Regions from separate parts of the Homo sapiens genome. Here regions 1 and 2 are each linked to region 3. The links are chromatin loops, found by intact Hi-C in ENCODE. Cell type or tissue: Panc1. All regions are shown on one strand.

Evidence for each region. Hi-C counts contacts between places; a loop is a spot of excess contacts. Peaks named below come from ENCODE experiments on the same cell type or tissue, not always from the same donor. Only the 100,000 strongest peaks of a DNase experiment are listed, where the experiment ranks them.
Region 1: it touches region 3 in a loop (2.4-fold over the local background); 5 of 110 quality-filtered maps call a loop at or near these places.
Region 2: it touches region 3 in a loop (6-fold over the local background); 6 of 110 quality-filtered maps call a loop at or near these places.

Annotation. Positions count from the first base shown.
Region 1 is chr15:98,181,551-98,189,550 of GRCh38, forward strand. No RefSeq gene overlaps it. Among named protein-coding and RNA genes, the nearest start is that of LINC01582, 97 kb to the left of the region's middle. In Panc1, no CTCF peak of the experiment used is centred here; no DNase peak of the experiment used is centred here; H3K27me3 peaks cover 1,261 bases.
Region 2 is chr15:98,081,370-98,089,369 of GRCh38, forward strand. LINC01582 (long intergenic non-protein coding RNA 1582) reads right to left here and starts at 7,384. Exons shown (of 4, transcript NR_120325.1): 1 at 7,329-7,384; 2 at 4,253-4,405; 3 at 2,465-2,531; 4 at 1,610-2,080. In Panc1, CTCF peaks have their summits at 3,893 (motif pointing left) and 4,094; a DNase peak (open chromatin) is centred at 3,852.
Region 3 is chr15:98,416,797-98,424,796 of GRCh38, forward strand. LINC02351 (long intergenic non-protein coding RNA 2351) reads right to left here and starts at 4,202. Exons shown (of 3, transcript NR_146567.1): 1 at 4,013-4,202. RefSeq lists enhancers at 1-144, 4,208-4,783, 5,048-5,157, 5,361-5,936. In Panc1, CTCF peaks have their summits at 4,996 (motif pointing left) and 5,227; no DNase peak of the experiment used is centred here; H3K4me3 peaks cover 1,420 bases.

The sequences.
Region 1 (8,000 bases), 240 kb before region 3:
CACTCCAGCCTGGGTGACAAGAGCAAAACTCAGTCTAAAAAAAAAAAAAGAAGAAGAAAAGAAAAAGAAAATAAGGGTGGAACAATAGGGAGGTCAGCATAACATAAATAAGTTAAGTTTTTTAAAAATCTGGAGAACAGAAATTAAATTAATTAAATTAGATATTGATAAAACAAAATTTACAGTGGAAAATGCTGTTGTCCTAATTGGCACATGGAAAGACTAGAGGAGAGGTTAAAGCCACTTTTCCTGGAATGGAAACTCAAGGAACAGGAGAGAAAAGGGGCACATGGGCAGGGGCTGGTGGTTCAGTGCCCCCCTCAAACACTGAGACTTTCCTGCTCAATTTCTGGGCCACTGGAATCAGGGTTCATGACTTCCAGACTAATACCAGGGGACTGTACCCTAATAGCAAGTGAGTGAGTGACCAGGAGAGAATGATTGTTCCTGGGATGGGCGATGCGTCTCTGCTGCAAAGCTCCCCATTTTGCAGCATGGAGGGTGTTTGGAAGAATGTGTCTCCTCCTTCAACCCCACATACCCCAAGAGAAGCTGTTCTTTTGTCATATTGACCTGTTGCTATGACCCGAATGTTTGTATCCTCCCAACATTCCTATAATGAAACCTAATCTTCAATGCAATAGTATTAAGAGGTAATGCCTTTGGGAGGTGATTAGGCCATGAGAGCCCTGTCCTATGAAAGAGGCTGAGGAAGCCTGTTCACTCCTTCCACTATCTGAAGACACAGCAAGAAGGTGCCATCTATGATGAACAAGCCTTCACCAGACACCAAATCAGCTGACTTTGATCTTAGACTTCCCAGCCTCTAGAACTGTGAGCAATATATCCTGTTGTTTATAAATTACCCAGTGTAGGGCATTTTTTAAAGGCAGCCTGAACAGAAAAAGACACCTGTGTACAGGAATAGAAATGTTCAGTATCACAGGAAAGCCAAGCCAGAGGACTGTGCTCACCAGCATGTTTTTTTATTTATAAATTTGAACGGATGGCCAAGAATCAGAGGGTCTATAAACAAAGCAATTAGCGTGAAAGAGAAGAGCTAAGATGAACAAATGTCCAGCATTTAACCCCAAGGGGAAGATTTCAGGAAACAGAAGAGAGCTGTTAGTATCCCCAGGGAAAAACAACCAAACTTCTTGAATCTATGAAACAAAAGCAGAAACATTCAGGGATTAAGTGAGTTCTTGAAAATTAAAAATATCATGACTGAATATAACAAAATAAATGTAGGATTAGAATATAAACTCTAAGAAATCTTCATAAAATGGGTCCAAAGATAAAGAAAAGGAAAAGAAACAAAATAGAAGATCCATCCATGAAGATTAATAGCCACCTCTTTTAAAGTTAGAGAGAAAAAATTCATCAAAACCTACAAAATTATCAAAGAAACTTGAACTTTCTAATTGGAAGAGTCCATCTAATGCTAAGCAGGATAAATGAAAAAGTGTAAAGAAATCTAGAATCCCAGAATAAAGAAACTGTCTTCAATATATAAGAGAGATGGAAACATATATTTATAAAGACACTAGAATCAGATTGGCATCAGATTTATCGGAAAATTAACTGCTATAAAATAATGAAGTCATGTCTTAACAGTTATGAAAGAACGTTAGTTTAAACCAGAATTCTATATCTATTCAAACTATCAGTCAGGAATGAGTGAAATAAAATTTTTAGGCATGCAGAAAACACAAAAGCTTTTAAAATTACTTGAAAATATAGTATACTCAAAGAAAATAAAACATTCCCAGAGAGAATGAAAGAAAACATAGAATCCAAAACATAGAGAAACTAACTTAGAATAAAATAAAATAAGTACTTGGCATCAATGCTATGTAACAAGCCAGGAATTGATCCAAAGAGAAGGGAAGTTAAAGCACGCTTAGAAAAATATTTAGAAAAAAGTTATTCCATTCAACAGTATGATTTAGCAGCTGAAAATTCATAGAAATGTCATAGGAAGGGCATATGTTTCTTTTCTCAGAAAAAAAGAAAAATACAAACTAAATAGCATCCATGAAAGTGTTCAAATACAAAATATTTTGAGAGCACATGTCATAGATAAGCAAGAGTCATTTTCAATGATTAATCTATAAAACCACTGCCTAAAAAGACAAATTCAAATGCAAGCCTGTTGACATTTTTGTCTGTTACTAGTTCTAGTCGTACTGAGGCCCCGGCAGATAATGAAAAGTGTGCTACCTTGTTCCTAATGAAAGGTGAAGGGAGCCCAGAGGCATTGAAACACTCAGGCACCCGGTATTCCAATTTAACATATGTTCCTGACACTACCAAGACTGCAAGCTAAATATTACAGCTAAGGTCCCTTCCAACTTTAAAATACTATGTGCATAAGCTGAGGTTTTCAGTAGTCTGTTCTTGTAGCATGAGAGTGCTCATTTCTTATTTCCCTTTAATTTTGTTAGACAACAGTTGAGATTCCAGTTTTATTATTGTTTTTGTTATAAAGTTGTTGTAAGTTGTGTTTATTCAAATGAATGTTTAAATTATTCTATAAAGCATTATTTGTAAAGGGCTTATGCAATGCAGAATTAGAAAACTTCTGGCCACTGGAACAACAACCCTCAGCTTCATGGCCAGTAAGGATTTTGACTACAGCTATGAAATGTCATGGAGCGGCTGGGTGTGGTGGCTCACGCCTATAATCCCAGTACTTTGTGAAGCCAAAGCAGGTGGACCACTTGAGGCCAGGAGTTTGAGACCAGCCTGGCCAACATGGTGAAACCCCATCTCTACTAAAAATACAAAAATTAGCCAGGTGTGGTGGCGCATGCCTGTAATCCCAGCTACTCAGGAGACTGAGGGAGGAAAATCGCTTGAGCCTGGGAGGTGGAGGTTGCAGTGAGCCGAGATCGCACCACTGCATTCCAGCCTGGGTGATAGAGGGAGACTCTGTCTAAAAAAAAAATTAAAAAAAAAATAACCTCAGTGGGAACCTGGGCTTGAGTAGCACGAACAGAGTAGACACAAAATGGAAATAATGCTGCCTCCACATTGCATTTTCTATAGCTTTTTATGTTACTCTTTTACATGTTGGAATCGGTGTCTGAGCCCGTGTCCAATGCCTGTTTAGATTTTGCATTTGTGATTGGCATATCTCTTTCCCTCTGTGCCCCTGAATTGGTCTCAGTCTCATACTCCTGTCTTCTCTATAAGACCTTTGACTTCCCTTTCATTTTACACATCCCCCTTGCTGCCATCTCTTCCCCTGGACTGTCAACAGAATATAATCAAGGGCTATATATTAAATTCTTTATTTCCCAATAGTTTTATATTCATAATTATAGCTTTTAATTTGAGTCTTGAAAATAAATTAATAAAGCAAGCCTCTAGGCTCAATTGCCTTTTTAAAAATATATTTTTAATTATAAAATAGCTTTAATTTAAAGAAAAACTTCAGATAGTACGAAGAGTTCCCATGCACCCTATCCACAGTTACCCCTATTGTTAATGTTTTCTGTTGGTAGGGCACAGTTGTCATCATTAATTAACCAATATGGATACATAATGATCAATTAAGGTCAATCCTTCATGCTAATTTCCTTCATTTTTACCTAGTGTCTATTTTCTGGTCTAGGATCCCATCCAGGACACCACATTTCATTTAGCTGTTATGTCTCCTTCAGGTCCTCTGGGCTATGACAGTGTCTCAAGACTTTCCTTATTTCTTATGACTTTGACAGTTTTGAAGAGTACTGGTCAGGGGTGTTGTAGAATGTCCCTCTGTTGGAATGCTTCTGCTATTTTCCTCACGATTAGATAGAGGTTATTTGTTTTGTGGAAGAAGAGCACAGAGGTAAAATCCCATTCTCATGACATCATATCAAGGGTACGCACTATCAGCATGGCTTATCACCATGGATGCTGGCCTTGAGGCAGAGTTTTCAGGTTTCCCCACTCTCATTTTTTCCCTCTTTTCATAACATATTCTTTGGAAGGGAGCCACTATGTGTAGCTTGAATTGCCTTTTTTCTTTTTTTTTTTTGAAACAGGGTCTTACTCTGTTGCCCAGGCTGGAGTTCAGTCGTACAATCGTAGCTCACTGTAGCCTCGACCTCCTGGGCTCAAGCAATGCTCCCACCTCTCAAGTAGCTGGGACCACAGGTACATGACACCATGCCTGGCTTTTTTTTTTTTTTTTTAATTTTTTGTAGAGACAGAATCTCCCTAGGTTGCCCAGGCTGGTCTCAAACTCCCGGACTCAAGCAATCCTCCCACCTTGGCCTCCCAAAGTGCTGGGATTATAGGGATGAGCCACTGTACCCAGCCAAGTTACCTTTTATTAGGCCTTCAGTTAATTTGCTTTTTCTGTGGATCAGCAGATAACAATACAAACTTCATCATGTATTGGAATTATAAATGAGATCACCCCACAACTGTAGATTGTGAACCATGCGGGACAGTTGGAAGAAAAGTACAATTCAAAGGAAAAGCAACATTATCTGATTCTCTGCCACCAGCTATAACTATCAATTGACCTTGTGAGGCAACTTGCACTTGTTTTACCTCCTAAACACTCTCAGACAACAATCCACGTCTGAAAAATGTGGTAACTCTCTTGATGAGCTTCTGCTTTGGTTCCTAGAAGAGTTTAGCTTATGCAATCTCTGTTCTGTGGCAATCCCAGCTTCTGGAGCAGCACAGGTAAGTCCTGGACATGAACAGAGGGTGGCAGAAAGAGGACTAAGTAAAGAATCCTAGCGTCATACTTCAATACCACGCAGGGAGCACCTTGATTTACTGGATGGAAATAAATCAGACCATTCTCTATGTCACAGGATTACTGTAAGCATCAATTCGGATGATATAATTTGTTTCACAAACATGAATATTTAGGTTAATGACAATGTACCTAAGCACAGCTAACCAGGAAAATATCATGAGGCACCTAGGGTTAGGAGGCATTGCCAATTCAGCAATTAGGACTTTCTGTGTACTGAGTGATTTGAACACATGCTGTCATTTAAGCTTCATAATTGCTCAGGGAGCTTATTATATTATTACTATGATTATACCCACATTATAGATAAGCACATTGAGGTTGGTCAGGCAAGTGGTCAGAGTACCAGGTATTGAATTCAAGAGTGTCTTACTCCAAATTGCATGCTCTGATAACCCCTAGTACATTGAACACTCCCAAGCATTTTTGCCCCTCCTGACAGTGTGCATGAAAGTGAATGAGGACAAGCAGCAATTCTACGTGGGGATTTCCACAGTTTTAATGATACCCATATAATTGCCAGCATGTATCCAAACTGATGGAATTTGGTTGATTTTTTTTTAACACACCTATTCAAATTCAGCAAAGCTACTGTTGGCTTCCTATGTGATATTCTTTAAAACTCTGATTTAACTTATTTTTTTCTTTGCATTTCAACCCCTGGTGCAGAGTTTAGGAAGCTTTCCTTACTAAATGTTTAGCTGTTAATTCTGAGGTCTGAGGCACCATATCTGCTGTGTCTGGGTAACAGAAGCAGAATTAAATATTACCAAAATAATGCTCCATGGCTGGGAGGATAAAGAACTTAGACACACTGATCCAACCTGCTGGAAGGATGGCTTGATGTAGCCACGGAATTTGGATGTAGATCATCTGAATTCCTAGAGTGCACCCAACTGTGGTCACCATCATTGCAGCAGCACCACCTTATGAGCCCTGAAAAGGCAAAGATTCGCCAGAGGTGTGCTGGAGGACAGCCCATATCACATGTATCCGCTCCGGACTCTAAGGCCAGTGACATCACATTGGTAGCATGAAATCAACCATGGAGGGTATATTTACACCACAGGAATCAGCAAATGCTACAAATCAGGCCCTTTTTTTCAGAAAGCTGATTATTAAACACTTACCAGCATACTACTGGTTTAAGTTCATAGACTTGGCAACTTTTAATGTGGCCTGATAAAACCTAAACCAGTCTGCTGTGCCTCATTCAGGCTCACTCTGAGATACTGGTTTCTTGTACATTTTATCCACCAAGTTGGTCACTCAGCCCAAGTTTGCTGAGCACTTAGTACGTGCCTTCTTGTGCACCAGATGTAGTTCCACTGAGCAGCAGCCAGATTGACCAGAATCATTACAGAAGGGCCGAATGTCCTAGGCAGGGATTCAAAGCTAAAGTCTACAGTGCATGCATCATCCTCGTCACCGTGAAGCAAAGACTGGGTACTGAGATTTGTGTGGTTTTCAGTACTGCTCATCAATTTATTTCAGGCAGCCCCACAATACTATATGATGAAATGCTTTCCAGTTATACTTTTTAAAGCCGCTACTGCATGGACATACTGTACCGTGGGAGATTCAAGGGTAAATCAATCAAAGACACATCCTCGAGGGGTTCATCCTCTACAATGGGAAATGTAGCATGGACACAGTCACCTATCATGCAGAATAAAAAGTGACAGGCTCCCAAAGGGACACCCTGCTGGATAAATGCCATGGATAAAATGCCATGTGGGTTCTGAGAGTAAGACACTGCTTCCACTTGGTGGCTGAGGGAAGTCAGGGAAGGCTCTTACCTGAAGCTTGTGGCCCATTCCTACAGGAAGAAGAAGGTGTCCTTCCATAAGGCCGTTTTAAAAAGGGAGCGGGAAACAAATGGACAACACAGGAACCTAGAGACATTTGCTCTTGCCCTTTGATGATGAGGACATCAGTCTAGATGGTGACAACTTCTACATCAAATATATTCAATTGTTACAGAGTTGGTTTCAAAAAACACTCAAAATGAATTTTTCTTGCTTCTGCCATTTGATCCAAATCCCAGATCTAAAATTTCTGTAAATCTGAATGGAACAAGACAGCCTGGAGCTAATGAAATTGCAAAGGTGACCTAGTGGGGCCGGAGGTGATCTTAGGAGGGTGCTGTCTCTCTTGTGCCACCATCTCCTGAGGGGAAGGTATTTGGAGTCTCTTCATTTCTGACCCCACAACCAGACGGAAGGAAGGCTGACCAGCCCAGAGTCCACCCCATTGGAAGTCACTCTCCAGTCTCCTATGAAAACTGACTCCAGGGTCTTCATCCCACTTCAGAAGGAACATTAAAAATTGAAAGAATTTCATTTGATGCCTAACTCACTATTTCCAAATTTAAATATTTGTGACCTCTCTGATCTTCAGTCCCCCTGATCCAGGAAATGAGAGGTTTGGACTCACCAATGCATAAGGTATCGTGCTGTGCTAACGATATAAAGTAAGTTAATTCATTGAACTGAGTTGGTATCTTCTGTTTTTTCCAAAGTGGTAATTCTGAGTAGCTCTCCAGATTCATTATCCAATTAACTAGTAGAGTTGTAAAACCTTGCATTGGTTCAACAAAGCATTTTTCTGAAGGGAAGTACTATTTAAATCAAAAAAGTTCAGAGATATTTGCCCCCTTCATCTCTGGTATTCTCTTGATGCCACTGTTGTTTCTGCTTATCCACTGTTCTTGAATGCCTGGAGTCATTCTGCAAATAGCCATTGCTTTACTAGATCATCATCACTCACAGAGAATAACCAGATGTCCTCTGAGCCATTTGTCCAAAATGACAGTAATATTTTATGAAGGGCAATGACAAGCAACATGTTTCTGAATTTCATTTAGCATATTGAGCTTAAACAGTGCAAACTAGAGGTCCAGTTCTCCTCCAAGATTACCCAAGGGGAGGAGAGAGGAGCCACCGTGTGTTGAGGACTTACTGAGTGCTGGATACTGTGATAGTTACTTTGTATATATTGCCAGTTCATTCATTTGGAAAGGTGGGGATGAATACAGTGGCATTCAAAAATCATTCCAAGGTACTTAAAGTTGTAAAGAATAATTCAAAGTAAGCAAAGGATAGGGAGGAGGAGGCATTCCAGAAAACAAATAGGAAGTAGAGAAAAAATAAAAATCCATCTATTTTTAAATAATAAATGTCTGATATGATTGAACAATTTATAAATATTCATCTATGACACTGGACTTCCAAGACTT
Region 2 (8,000 bases), 340 kb before region 3:
TAGGCACCTTGCATGGCCCAGGGAGGGGCTTCAGCAGTATATGCACATGGTCATATGTTTTTGTCCTATTTTCAAAAGTAAGACATTTTAGCTGCAATCAGTGAAGGCTGTGTCTCTTCCCACTGCTGACGCCCCCCTCCAATCAGGCCTTCCATCATGTTAAGTGGAAGGGGAGTGAGACTCCCCATGAGAACTTTTGGGGTCTAGCTAAGGACAAATTGAGTTGGGGGCACATTGACTTGAGTAGAATATGTGCATGTGGTTCACAGTAACTTCCTTGGAGAGCTAAGTTATTGCTGTCCTGGTGTAGGAATGACGTCCAGGGATACTTCTACTACCCTCCAAGCAGACTCACTGAGAGCCATGACACCAAGATAGATCATGTCCTGATATGGTCATGTGCTACTACTGTCCACACCACCAGTAGCATGTGATTAGAGAAAAAAATAGATACAGAAGCTGGTCTGAAATATCCTTCCAAATCTCACAACTCATATATGACATATGAAAGAAAATTGATGGAGGAAATTTAAAATTTGGCAACAATTCTAAATATTTACCTGACATGAAAGTGCTTTTTATCTGTATAGCAGGTTGAGAAGCTAAAAGAAACATCTCAAACTATGAATAACACCAAAAAATGTTTAATTAACCACAACAGAGTAGACTCCATTATCTTGAGTCTCTCTATAAAAAGCAATATCAAAAACACTGCTATCAAAGACGATGCAGGCAAAAGATCAAAAAAAAATGACAGAGTATTCCAGGCAGATAATTAATTTAAAATATCATATTATTTTGTGATGTTCGTAGTTTTGTCAACTTAAAAATTGTGTAGCTTGTGATTTTTCTTTTCTACATATCCTCTTGCATACCTAATTTTATTAATTCACAAATTGCATTACTATTCTGAAAGAGGATCCTCCAACTGCAGAACATCAAAGCTCCCCCACCACCAGGACCTGCCCCCTAACTGCACCTGAACTTGAGAATCTTCAGTTTTTCTGAGTGGCCTGGGGTCTCAGAGTGGACATCATTCACAGGGCAGTCAAGGGGATGGCAAAGGGATGGCCACCAGGCAGCCAATCCTAGGAGACATGGGCAAGCCAAGCATGGCAGCAGGCCTGATCCGACCCACTTCTATTGTCTTCATGAAACTAGATGCTGGGGAGACACCTGATCACTGCTCTCTTGCCTCATTTGGGGCAAATAAGCACGACACCACACACACACACACACACACACACACACACACACACACACGGCAAGCCAGCAGGGCCCATCCAAAGGCCTCAGGCAGGAGCTCTGCAGGCACTTTCTGTCCTCCTCTTCTGGAGCCTTACAGCCCACCTTTGACAAGAGATTCAGACACCTTGAATTCCTGTGCTTACCAACGGCCAGGCCAAGGAGAGTCCAGGAATGCCACCTGCTTCCCATGAGAAAGGAATTTCTCACATGACACAGGGAAAGAGTATGCCCCCCAACTCCCGGAATTGGGAGGATGACATGAGACAGGAGGGATGGGAGCAGTGTTTCTAGAATGCTGTGTGTAGGTGCTTATAGAGTCCACATGAAAGATAGAAACAAAGTCCAGACCCTGCACTTGATCTTCGTTTAACCAGTACAATTTATCTTTTCATCTGAGCAAGCTCCAGTTCTGCCAAGTAGTCGCCACTCTATATCCCTGACTCTGGGCCACTGTAGAGTATTCTTGTTACCGGCCAGGACTCAAACTATTTAAACTTGCAAATAGGCTACTTGAGTCTGCAAGGACTTGGGGTGATGCAGCCAGAGAGGACACGAACACGTTACCTCCACTACACTCTCAGACTCTCAGACCATTTGCTTTGGTTCTCAGGAGCTTCTGCCCAGCCCGACTCCCCTTTTGGCCCTATGGAAGTTGAACTTGAGGCTCCAGAGGCAGGCTACACAAGGAGCTCCTTGCTGGCATGCCTCCAAACGGTATCCACCAGCGCCTGCTCCGATTCACGCCAAGGTGACATGCACACATTTGAGCTGGTGAGGTACTTAAGAGGCAGGACTTCTGGTTCATTAAGCAGCGCCCTCCAGGACTACATACCTGATAGGAAGGATAAACAACTCAGTTAGTAAAGACTGTCCGTCATCTCCAGCTTGCCAGGGAAACAACTATCAAGAGCTTTCTTCTGATGAAATATCAATTTCTGTGCATCACTATGCAGCAGTGACTTCCTCCGCCCACCCTCACCCCCCGGCATCCATCAATCTTCCTTACAAAAATGATTACAGATAAATGGACAGTGAAAATCACAACTGCCCCGGGCATCTCTAACTCCCTGTTGCAGTTTTCACGTGCAGCATGCAGTGTGAGTTTTGCCCTCAGAGGGGCTCTGTGTGCAGGCTGCTCTTGCCTTTCCCAGTGGGAAACGAGTGGAGCCTGCCTCTGTTATTCGCTAAATCTTTCCAACATGCAACATAGCCTCACCTTAGAGAATGCTGGACAACTCAATGTCAAAAATAGCCTGTTTCATTGCCAATACGCAAGGCCAACCCTAGGCAACAAGAATGAAGATTAATGCCAAATCTCAATTCCTGGTTCCTCACATCCTCCTTGATTTTTAAAAAAGTGAGGGAAAAAAAAAAAAATCTGAGGTGGACAAGAAGCCTATTTGGCCTCCTGCTGAAAAGATATTAGTTTAATACACATTTTATTAAACATTATTTTCATACATGCATTCTGCACCTAGCATGTACGAGGCCATATACTGAGCATTTTGCACACGTTACCTTTTGTAATCCTTGCAATAACCCTTGAATTAAGTAGTGAGCTAAAAAGAAAGAGGCAGAATGGGCCAGAAATCCAACTTTCTCGGATTCTGATTCTGTGCTGTGTCTTGGTGCATAATTTTAAGAATCATGGGTATCTCCCTTCAAGAGCCTTCCCTACTTCCACCACTTCGGAAGTACATCCTGGAAGGGACCAGGTAGAGGCAGAGCCAGCGGCCAGCTGCTGGGAGGAGAAGTAGAGAGGGCTACTTAGTACTCCTCTTCACCTCTCGGGCAGAGATGATAAAAAGGAAAATTAAAAGGATAAAGGCTTAGATATTCCCAGGCTAAGAAAGGAGAAGAAAACCCAAAGTATATTAATATTAACCAAAAGGTATAAAAATATATCCCTGGCCGGGCACAGTGGCTCACACCTGTAATCCCAGCACTTTGGGAGGCTGAGGTGGGTGGATCACCTGAAGTCAGGAGTTCAAGACCAGCCTCATCAACATGCAGAAACCCCATCTCTACTAAAAATAAAAATTAGTTGGGCTTGGCAGCGCACGCCTATAATCCCAGCTACTCGAGAGGCCGAGACAGGAGAATCACTTGAACCTGGGAAGCAGACATTGCAGTGAGCCGAGATCACGCCATTGCACTCCAGCCTGGGCAACAAGAGCGAAACTCCATCTCAAAAAAAAAAAAAAAAAAAAAAAATATATATATATATATATATATATGTATATATATACATACACACACACACACATATATACATATATATGTATACATATATGTGCGTGTGTGTGTATATATATATCCCTAAATCTGGGATGCTTGGCTCAAATCTGCCCTACAAAATTGACCCAAGTTCCCAAGTTGACATTGTATCTCTTGAGAAAGGGGTCTATTCAGTGTTTAGAACTGTAATATATACACACAAATACAAAAAGTACAGAAGATAATATAATACACACCATGCATTCCCCCTCCAAAAATGAGAAGTATTGTTTCCACCTCTAAAAATCACAGGTTTACTAACTTCTTCTAAGAATCTAGACAAAGAGGCCTTCTAAGAAATGTTTTCGATGGTGCCACCTGGTGGATTCATCCTAAAAGTGCTATCTGCTCTTGCTCACAATTAAACTGACTTAAGAGGACAAATTCTCATACATAATGAGATATTTGACCCACTAATTTTTTCCCCCAGCTTTCCTTTATTTTCTCTCTAGGCATCCTCAGCCTCCCTTCCATTCCACTACAATCAACTGATCCTTGGAGTTCCCATTTCATTTCATAGCCTTTCTGCTGCATTAGAGCAATTTTACAGCAAGATTTACAACAATGTCAGGAATAAAGAAAACTGTTGTAAAATAGCCATGGACAACATTACAAACTGGCAATAAAATCGACCATAATGCACAGCTGGTATTTATGTAAGCCACCTGTTCCATTTTTAGCTACTCCTGATCCCTGCTTTTATCCCATTCACTGTGCTTTGAAATACCTTTTACTTGTCTCCTTCTCCTCTAAAGGTCTTCAGAACTGATAAGTTCCAGAATTTGCTGAGCCCTCATATTGGGGTACCCTTGCTCATCTATGAGCCCAAAGGCCCAACATGGCTGAACTTTGCTTCCCAGTCTTTGAACTCTGCCAAAACCTGGATATTGAACAGAAGAAAAGTTTCAGCAAAACCCTCATGCAACTGCAAGATACATTTAAATATAAATACATATACTCATCTAAAAAAATTAAACAGTCAAGGAACTATGTACTGTTCACCCACTATGGAGAAAATACTAGAGCCATAATTTGTAGGACTGGTTCCCATTGAATGAGCAGCATCTAAGTATGAGCTTAAAATTTTACACATTATCTCTAATTCATGCAGCAACTCTTCAAGGTTGCTTGAATCAATTACTCACTACCTCTGTGACTTCAGTAAATAATTCTATCAATCTCAGTTTAGAAGTTGGCCTATCAGGGCCAGGCGCAGTGGCTCACGCCTGTAATCTTAGCAATTTGAGAGGCTTAAGTGGGCAGATCACTTGAGGTCAGGAGTTTGAAACCAGCCTGGTCAACAAGGTGAAACTCCATCTCTACTAAAAATACAAAAAAAAAAAAATAATTAGCCAGGCGTGGTGGTGCGTGCCTGTAGTCCCAGCTAGTCAGGAAGCTGAGGCAGGAGAACTGCTTGAACCCAGGAGGTGGAGGTTGCAGTGAGCCAAGATAGCGCCACTGCACTACAGCCTGGGTAGCTCGGTTGAAGAAGAGGAAGAGGAGGAAGAAGGAGAGGAAGAGGAAGAGGAGCAGAAGAAGAAGTAGAAGGAGAGGGAGAGGAAAAGGGAGGAGGAGGAAGAGGGAAAGGGGAGGGGAAGGGAAGGGGAGGAAGAGGAGGAGGAAGAGGAGGAGGAGGAAGAAGGCGGCGGCCTATCAACTGTGTGGAATTGTAGTGAAAATTTAGAGTAGCTGTTTTAACAGGTAAGATTCACCAAATGTTTATTCTGTACTAAGCATCCTTATAGGAACTCTCCACATATTAACTCATTTTATATAGTCACAACCAACCTATGAGATGAGTACTATTAATATGCCCAGTTCATAAAAGAAAGCTGATACACAGACAAGTAACTTGCCAAAGGCCACAAACCCGTAAGTAGCAAAGCCAGGATGTGAACCCCCCCAAAAATCATATTCCAGAGCACTCTGTTCTTCATACAGAGAGATATGACTATTATTTAGATCATTAATTTTTTAAAAATCAAGGAGTGAAGTCAGCATAAATGATGGAAATAAAGACTAACAAAACTTCTGTTCTCCACAGAAACAAGGAGAAAGTTGGCAAAGATTATTAGAATCAACTTTTCCAGAACTCTAGAAATTGACCTCTAGAAATTGACCAAAGACTTGTAGCAACTCAAGAAGCATGTATTTAAGAAAACCAGCCAATTCTCAATAAGAACAGTAAGCTTTGTGGCATTTTACCTTGATTCACTCTCATGCCTCACTTTCCTTTCCTGCAGTGGCCTTGAAAAATGACACCCCACATTCCTGGAGCGGTACTGGAGCCACCAGAGTGAGCAGAATGAAGCTGTTTTTAAAGCCTCATTCCCAAAGATTTGTCCTTTCGGAACTGTCTCGTCAGACCTGTCTGGTAATACTCTGGAAGACTCCACATGCAAGATTGTCTGTATTTGACCTGACTTGGAGATTTACTGGTTTCTGGTATTTACAGAAATCTCTGTCCTATCCTTACTCAACAACCAAGCTAACCAAATAGAGACTTCAGTTGCCACAAGTAACAAAGAGTACAGACTTTGTAGAATTAGTTCAAAAAAATTATTAAATATACAAAACAGCTAAAAAATTGCAGCACCAACAATATACTCTGGGGAGGGAGATAATGATTTTAAGAGGTGTCACAATGTATTATTTTAAGTAGTCATCAACAGAAATTACAAGGCATGTAAAGAAACAAAGTATGGCTCTATAATAGGAAATTAAGCAACTAATAGAAACGGTTCCGAGAAAGTACAGACTTTAGTCTTACTAGAAAATACTTTAAAATTGGTTATTTTAAATGTGCTCCAAGAGCTAACAGAATGTGTGTCTAAACAACTGCAGTAAATTATGAAAACAATGTCTCACCAAATGCAAATATTCACAAAGGGATCGAAATTACATATTTTTGAAAAATTTATAGAAATTCTGGAGTTAAAAAGTACAACTAAAATGAAAATTTCACTATAGGAGCTGAGCACAAAATTTGAAGAAGCAGAAGAGAGTATAGCAAACTTGAAGATAGGTCAATTGATATTATCTAGTTTGAAGAACAAGAAGAAAGAAAATGAACACAGCTTTGGAGGCCTTTGGGACATCAGCAACAAAGCAAGATGTAGATTAGAAGAACTTCAGAAAGAAGGGAGACAGAGAAAGGGATAGAAAGAATATTTGAAGAAATAACGAATCAAAACTTCCCAAACTTGATGGAAAACATCAATCTACATATCTAAGAAGCTCAACAAACTGCAAGTAGAGTAAACTCAAAGAGATACACAGTCAGACACATCATAATCAAACTGTTGAGAGAATCTTGAAAGCACGAGAGAGAGACAAGTCATGTTCAAGGATCCTCAGTAAGCTGATTTCTCACCATAAACCACGGAGGCCAGAAGATACTGGATGACATATTCAAAGAGCTGACCAATGTCAACAAAGAATTCTATGTCCAGCAATATTATCCTTCAAAAATAAAGAAAAAATTGGGACGCGGGGGCCCAGAGCTTTCGGGCAGGCCCAGCCATTGAAACCCGAGACGCGGGGAGGAGCTGTCGCTGCGCTCCGGGAGGAACGAGGGCGGCCCTGGGCCTGGCCAGAGCGGCTCCCCTTACCTGTGACTCAACAGGCGGCCTCAGCCTCCATCCTCGGGCTAGGCTGGCGCCGCGCCCCGCCCCGGAGGCTGTCCCTGTGCCCCTGGCGTCCTCCTCCCTCTCCCATTCCTCCCCAGGGGCTGCCCCCATTCCCCGCTCCCCGGCCCCTTCCCCTCCCCCAGGGTCACCACCCAAGTCTTCCCAGCTACCAACCCCTGGCTCCCCAGAGAGTTTGCAAAGATTGTGGGCTCCACCTTCCCTCCTGATTCGCCACCCGCAGGAGAATTTACTATTTCTCTTTCATTTGTGGGGAGAAGACACCGTTAACGCCCCCACCCCCCGCTCACACGCCCACCCTCGCCGGTGCCCCGGGCCTGAACGCGGCACATCTCAACCCCCTCCCACGCCCCTTCACACTTCTATTATTTCTGTTTCTTTGGACAAGAATCATTTGCGTTAATGATTTTTTTTTGAAAACGTTCAAGTTTCACTCCAGTAAGCTTCCTAGAAGGAAGGAGGAGGTGAGGGAGGAGAGAGAAGGAAGAGGAGGAGGAGGAGGCTTTGGCTGCAGCTGCGGCGAAGGCGGTTTTGGCGACTTTGGCGGCGAAAATTTAGACAGTTGAAAAATAGGCCAAAGCACACTGAACCTGCAGGACATCCCGTAATCTTTTCTGCCCATTTCAAAGTCTTTCCCTGTCCTCACCCAACTATTACAGGCCGCTTTTGCTGAAACCTGACAATGTCATTTAGTAAATGTTCAGCTAGTATTCATTTGAAATAGAAATAACCAACAGCAGGTAATTTCTTCTTGGCCTGTTTCTGCGTGTTATCCAAGGGGAGGTGGAATACAGTGGTGGTTTTAAAATGCCAGCAGCCTAGGAACCC
Region 3 (8,000 bases):
GAAGTTTATATTTGTGTCAGTGAAGCATGCATTCTAGAAGACCATAAACAAAGCCATAGCCTTGGGGACCCAGAGAGCAGCCTCCTGAGGGGCTGTCCAAAGTTAGAACGTACTCCTCGCAGGGGACGGAAGTACCCATATCAAACATGTCTTCTGATTTCTTTTATTTCTGTATTCTGATGCTATGACATTTGTGGTTTTGCTGACCCTGAAGGGACTGCCCCTCCAGCGATAGCTGATTCCTAAGAGAGTCAACAAATTGCCCCCCACCCCCAAGTATGTTTTTCAAGTGCAAACAAACAAATCTTGATCTCACACACCCTCTCCAGCATCCTCCTTCATTAGGTTCCCACCCTCCTGAGCCACCATCCATCCACCCTGATCACCCCAGGGCCAGGTGCCAGACAACTAGGGACACCCTGGATGCCCTGGAGCCTGGAAATTCTTCAAATTTGCCAATCCTGAGACTGCTTGCCCTGCCTCTCTGCTCCATCCCACGGAAGGCACAATAAAGACCTCTGACCCATTTTCCCCAACCCAATCACCCTGACTGACCAACCCAATCACCCTGACCAACCCGGTGCTTCCTCTTATGAATGTGCCTCTTCTTTGCAGGAAACTGTAATTAGGATAAGGTGTTTCTTGGTGACAATTATTTCCATATCTGGGGCATGGTGACGTAGCCTCCCCATCTCAATGCTGAGGGAGTACAGAGTAGTCAGAGGCAGGAGGAGGCGGCGCACTGCACTGTGGAAGCTCTGACTGTAAGCAGACACGACGTCTGTTCCCTAGATCACTCCCTCTATCGTCCCCACAAACTGTGGACACCGAAGAGGCACAGAAGCGGTTAAAACCCCTCGCTCACCAGAGGCAGAGCCAAGATTTGAACCCAAGACTCGAACAGCGAACAGTGGTTCTCTTTCCACCTCCTCTGGCTGCTTTCTCAATGGACGCTTTAAAGCATCAACAAGGATATGTCTTTTTTCCTTTCTGGGACCAGTGAGGGCCACACAGAAAGGGATGTCTACAAGGGTGTCACCGCTGCTATCAGTCCCAGAGACCATGCACCATGCACCCCTGTGGTCCAGTTCTCCACCATCCTCCCCAGGGACACCCAGTTATTAGGCCATCTTCAGTAGCCAATGGCCAGTAATAGCTTCTGGTGTCCCCTCTTCTTGGGACATCGGCATTTTAGCAGCACTCCAAGTGCAGAGAGGTGGCCCAGAGGGCAAGGGAGCCTGCCAACCGTCTCCCTGGAAGCCCCGCTGTGCTACGGCACACTGGAGTGTTTTCAAAACGATGTAGCGAAACCACCGCGGAGGTAAAAGGTCGATTGTTCCCAGCCACAGCCGCTCTGTGGGGACGACTTTATAGCGCAGCCCGGCCAGTACCGACAGGGAAAATGGCATTTGGGAAGGGTGGGAACTGCCAGCATCACTCATGCCTAAAGCCGGCCTTCCTGCTCGAAGCCAGGAGGCTTACTAAGGTCTTTCAACCACAGCTGAGAATAAATGAGTTTTTTTCAGAGTCCACATTGAAAGAGAGCCATCTCCTGACGTTCCAGCATTGCACAGATCCCATGGTAGCAAAGAGAAATGAAAATATTAATAGCTTGTGCTATGAGAAGGCATTTCAAGACGGTTCTGATTTTAAATCTGCTTTCACATGGGATACCTTGAGAAGAAATAAAATCGTCTGCTCTGTGTTCCTGCATAATTACAGAGACTCATCGGACACACACAAAATAAAGAAGGTTCTTTTTTTAAAAGCAGAAGTACTATATGCTTCGAAAATGCCAGTGTCATAAAAGACAAAGAAATGCTGCGGAAATGGTCCAGATCAAGGTATATAAAGAGACATGACAGCTAAATGTAGCATCTGCCCCTAAACTGGATCATCTACTATGGAGGAGGGGGGATGCTACAAAGGACATTATTAAACCAAGTGGCAAAATTAGAATACGGACAGTAGATGAGATGAAAGTATTGTATCAATGCAAATTGGTGTCAGTGACTGCACTGTGATGACATAAGAGGTTATCTCCATTCTTAGGAAATACCCACTGGAGTGCTGAAGGGCAAAGGGCCATGTTCCATATAATTCACCCTCCAGTGGCTCCGAAAAAAAAATTACACACAAGCAAGCTGAAATAAAAAGTACACAGGAGCGCCTTGTACTATCTGCATTTTTGCATCTCTTGTCAATTTAAAATTAATTCCAAATAAAAGCTCTGCTTTTTTTTTTTTTTTTTTTTTTTTTTTGAGACAGTCTCACTCTGTCACCCAGGCTGGAGTGCAGTGGTGTGATCTCAGATCTCGGCTCACTGCAACCCCTGCCTTCTGGGTTCAAGTGATTCTCCTGCCTCAGCCTCCCGAGTAGCTGGGACTATAGGCGGGCGCCACTACACTCAGCTAATTTTTGTATTTTTAGTAGAGACTGGGTTTCTGCATGGTGCCCAGGCTGGCCTCGAACTCCTGGCCTCAAGTGATCTGCCCACCTCAGCCTCCCAAGTGTTGGGATTACATGCATAAGCCACCATGCCCGGCCAAGTAGTCTGCTTGTAAATCTCATCTTTGAGTAACTGCAGGCAGAGGGAGAGAATGTTCTACCACTAGAGCATAAGCTGGCAGCATGGGTGGGGACCAGCTTGGGGCCCAGGAGAGGGCTGATTCCAATTTTCTCAAGTCCCACTGGATTTCAGGAGCTGCCCCAGGCCCTATCACAGTGGGGAGCAAAACTGACAGTCTCAGGAGGCTTACAGCCTGAAGGAGGAGAAGGAGGAGGAGAAAATGGAGGAGGAGGAGGAGGAGGGGGGAAGAGAAGAGCGGGGAGGAGAAGGGGGAGGAAGAGGAGAGGGAGGAGGAGGAGGGGGAGGCAGAGAGACAGGCCAAAAATCACACCAGTAGATGGGTCATAACAAACTGTTAAAAGCTGTAAGGGAGAAGTTCAAAAAGATCTAAAACACTAGCTTTAGCAACATGGTGATATCCTATCTCTTAAAAAAAAAAAAAAAAAAAGTAGTTAATTAGCTGAATGTGGTGTCCCGCATCTGTAGTCCCAGCTACTAGAGAGGCTGAGGCAGGAGGCTCGCTTGAGCCCAGGAATTCAAGGTTACAGCGGGCTTTGATTGCACCACTGTACTCCAGCCCGGGCAGCAGAGTGAGACCCCATCTCTTAAATTAAAAAAAAAAAAATCTTAAGGCAGTAAACTGGGGGGGCTGATATAATTTGGCTGTTTGTCTCTCCAAATCTCATGTTGAAGTGTAAACCCCAATGTCGCAGGTGGGTCCTGTGGGGGGTGTTTGGGCCATGGGGGCGGATCCCGGGGGTATGGCCTGCTTGGTACTGTCCCCACCACAGTGGGTGACTCTTTGAGACCTGGTTGTTTAACAGTGTGTGACACTCTCCCTCTCTCTTGCTCCTGCTCTCGCCTGTGATGCTGGCTTCCCACCCCACCCCCCGCCCTCCGCCATGATTGGAAGCTTCCTGAGGCCCCCACCCAGAGGCAGGTGCTGGTACCATGCGCTACAGCCTGCAGAACTGTGAGCCAATTAAACTCATTCTGTTTGTAAATTATCCAGCTGCAGGTATTTCTTTCTAACAATACACGAACGCCCTAACACAGAGCCCTATGAGAAAGTAAAACCAGAAACCTGAATTAGAGTGTGTTTCTGGAACACTAAAGCAAGAGCTGAGGGAGGCTTGAGGAGCGGGGCATTTGAGGGGTGGTCTTGAGGGGCTCGTTGAAGCATTTGCCCGAGAACACGCAGCAAGAAAGCGGCGAGGGCAGCTCCCAGGCATCCCAGATTGAGCAATTAGGTGAGCGGAGCGCCAGTCACTGAGAGGAGACCCTGCCGGGAGCCTCGCTCAGCTCCAGGGGTGCTGTCTACACAGCAATTTCCTGCACTCGTATTTCATGTTCATCCACCTCCCCCTCTCCATCTGGTCCCTATGGACACGTCGGCTCTGGCCGACCGCTTGCCCTGGTGCAGAGGTTTCCCACTGCCCTCACCTAGTCTTCTGTGCCGTGGCTGTGGTGCCTTTCTCTTCCTCAGAAGATGCCCGATTCCAAAGCTGCAGCCCTCAGCGATGCCTGTCAGCAGTCTCAGGGGTAGGGCATGGGGGACTCAGCACTTTCTCTTAAGCCTCCCAGGTGGATTCAAAGCTCCGTCCTTTGGGAGCCCCAGCGCCTGCAAAGCTGCGCTGAGGGAGGAGGTGGGGCCTTGGGTGGAACAGTCGGGAATCCTGGGTCCCGTGGCTCCTCCTTGCCCCTGGAGCCAATGAGGAGAGACACATCCCAAGAAGGCCCCAGGCTGGGGCAGCCCCCTCAATCGGGACACCACAGCTCCTAGGACCTCTACTGCAGACCTTGGGGTCTCTGGCTTGGGGCAAGGAGGCCCTGGAATCAGAGGCCTGGTTTGGAATCCTGCCTCCACTTCCCCACCTGTGTACTGGGGACACCACAGTCCCTCCCTAGTAGGGGTGCAGTGAGGGCTCAGTGCGTTTGTTCTCATTGCCGCCCTGTGTTTATTACTATCGCCATTACGGCCTCATCCTCCAAGGAGACTGCTGCTGGAAAGGCCGTGGTTGCTGCGTGTGTCCCGCAGCCCCCTGCAGCCAGCGTCTCCTCGGCCCCGGCCCGACCCTGCCGTCCCTGCTCTGCTCCCTCAGCGACCGCAGACCCCTCACGCACATGCCCAGCCCTGCAGTCCTACTCTGCCACCCCAAGGGGCTTGGGCTTCAGTGGGGGCAGCGTGCGGGGCGTGGAGAGGGAGACGTGTAAAGCCCTGAGAGGCTCTGCAGCCACAGTCCCGCAGTCAGCGTTCCCTCTCGGCCAAGCCTCCTGGCTGCACATCGTTTCCCGGGCATCTCAGTGAGACCGGCCTCGGCTCACAGCGGCACGTTGTTTTTACACTTCGGGGACTCTGGTGGGACCGCGGGAAGCCAGGAGGCGGGCGCGCCCCGGGAGCCGATAGGAAAGTGCAACAGCGCCATCTAGTGGCCGCGCGGGGAGGCTGCGGAGCGCGCGCCGCGACCCGGGATCCACCGTCCGCAGGAAAACGTGTTCCCTCCGATGCGTGGTCACAGCGCGGCAGCGCGGCCTTGGGAGCTTCTTAAACAACAGGTTAGCTATCGCTGCCGCCTCAGTAAGAGAAGTCAAGGCCAAAACGCTTAAAGGATTTTGACCTATTCGGCTTGGTGGAGAGCGCTAAAAGGGGACGCTATAGCGGGATTCTCAGCTCTCCTGGGCTAGTGGGACCCCCGGTGCGCCGCCGCCGATGGGGTCTTAGGGCCTGTCTGTCTGGGCTAGAGCCGGCCCGGGAGCCTGTTTGCGGGGAGTGCGGGTCAGCAAAGCTGTCACAGAAAATCCTCCTCCAAAGGAAGGAAAAAACTGTGTTCTCAGGGAAGGTACCCTACAGAGCGCAGGTCCCCACCCCTGAGCGTGCATCGGCGTCCCCCGGAGCGCTTGTTGAAACAAGGATTCCCGGGCCTCCCTGAGGCTGTGATTCGCAGGTCTGGGGTGAGAGCTGAGGATCTGCATTTCTAGCAAGTCCTCTGTTGATGCTGATGCTGATGTTGCTGGTCCGGGGCGCACCTTCAGACCCACTCTTAAGCCTCATGGCTATTTAAGCTGGGCTACTTCTTCCTGAATATTTGAAAATTCCCGTGGTCTACACTTACCCTGCTCCACCTACAATGGCAGAGTTCCAGAGCCTCAGTGTGGGACTTTTCAGGAAAAGCCAGAGAGGCGCTTTGGGGGCATGGGAAAGGGGGTACGATGGAGCTGAACGTGGAGCTCTCTCCCACCCGCTGAGCTCTGGCAGCCCAGATCCACCAGGAGTTGAAGTCGGACCCAGCCCCAGGCCTGCAAAGGCTGTTGGTCCCCAAGGCAGCATCCAGACAGTCAGTGAGGGCAAGATGCTTACACTCTGGAGGCTTACATTCTGTGGAGGACAGGTCTGAGGTCATCTGTGCAACATAAACGCTCGTGGATTTCCACTACCTTTACAGACAGAATTGCACTGGCGACATTTTATGCTAGAGATTTATCGACACAAATGAGAAGTTTCTGTTCTGATACAACCACCATGATTTCATGAGAGGGTTGGTTCTTCAGCCTGCAGTCTGTGGGTCTCTGGCTAACACTTAGGCCAACAAGACCACGTGTGCATTCAGTCAATCGGAGGTGAGCAGTGCTCTTTAGTGCCGTCCTGTTACATTCCAGCCAGTCAGACAGCAAGCGTATTCAGCCAATCAGAAGTAAGCATTGCTGTGCACTCCATCCCCATCACATTCAGCCTAATCAGACCACAAATGCATTCAGCCAATCGGAAGTGATCACTAGTCTGAGCCCTCACCCACCGGGATCCATAATATTGTTATACCTGTTCTATTAATTCATAAATGGCCTTCATTGATGTGGCCGTTAATATGTGCTGTAGATCAGCTGAAGAGTGATGTGCCTGCCCTAGGAACCAACTGTTCATCACAAATGTATGCCCATGACAAAAATGTATACATCAGGCTGGGCACAGTGGCTCAAGCCTGTAACCTCAACACTTTGGGAGGCCGAGGCTGGAGGATCACCTGAGGTCAGGAGTTCAAGACCAACCTGGCCAACATGGTGAAACCCCATCTCTACTAAAAATTCAAAAATTTAGCCGAGCATGGTGGCACGTGCCTGTAATTCCAGCTACACAGGAGGCTGAGGCAGGAGAATCGCTCGAACCCAGGAGGCAGAGATTGCGGTGAGCTGCAATTGCGCCCATGCACTCCAACCTGGGAAACACAGTGAGACTCCATCTCAAAAAAAAAAAAAAAAGAAAAGAAAAAAGAAAAAAAAGTATACAAGCAAGAAAAGTTAACACCGCCGGAGTTGATTTATCCATTAAGTACATAGGCATCTTGTCCAAGGCCCAAGGAAATATTTTAATTTATTTTTTAGAAAAGTAAGTAAATACAATCTGTCTTGGAGTATGTTTGTCTTTATACTAACACAGTGCCAAAATATATTTTTTAATATTTTTATGGAGGAAGGGGCCTATGAAGGCAAAAGTCCCTAAGGCCCAAGGAAGTCATGCTTCAAGCAAATAGGAAGAATTGGATCATCCTGAAGGCCTGTACAGCTCTAACCATCTGTGGTTGCATATAACCATTCTCTTTTCCCTCCATTATTACAAAAGATAGTAGACTTCGGAGAAGGAATGTGTCAGTCTGGACTGTTGGTTTCAGGGGCAGAAAACCAACTCGAATTAACTTGGGCAAAAGCGGAAGATTTTTAACTCTTGTCACTGAAAACTCTAGGAGTAGTTCTGGCTTCAGTCAGAGCTGGGTTCAGAGACTCAGTAAATCCCAAGTTCCCAGGTCTCCCCATCTCTCAGCTCCCATTCCACTTTCTGGCCCTGCCCTGTAGTCACAAGATGGCAGCAGCTTTTTCACACTTACTTCTACTCTTTTCGGGCATCTGAGGTTCATTCTGTCTGGACCAGCTCAAGCCAACTTGCCACCCTGCGTGACCCAGGAGAATCCTATGCTCTGACTGGCTTAGGCCTGGGTCACCTGCCTTATTCTAACCACCAGGTAAGAGGCAGAGAGGGATTTCAGGCAAAAATCGGGCTATTCTGGAAGTGGAGAAAATGAATGCAGGAGGCAGATGACACCTGCTGGATGGACTGCCCTCTGATCTGCACTGTGGAACAGCTGCTCCACCTTACAGCTGAGACGCCTCCACCTACATCAGCTTATTGCACCACCTAGCAACACCAGGACTAGGATATCATCATCCCCTTTTCACAGGTGAGGAGACTGAGGCTCAGAGAGTCAAACTTCCCACCCAAGGTCACCTGCTGTGAACACAAAGCCACATCAACATTCCAGCTGTGTTCTGCCACTTAACCAGACTCCCAGTTCTGTGTTTTCTCTTTGTTGTACAGGAAGTGAGGAGAGAGGATGATCACAAACCTGAGAGAGGAGGAGGAGAAAACACAGGAAGGATGAAA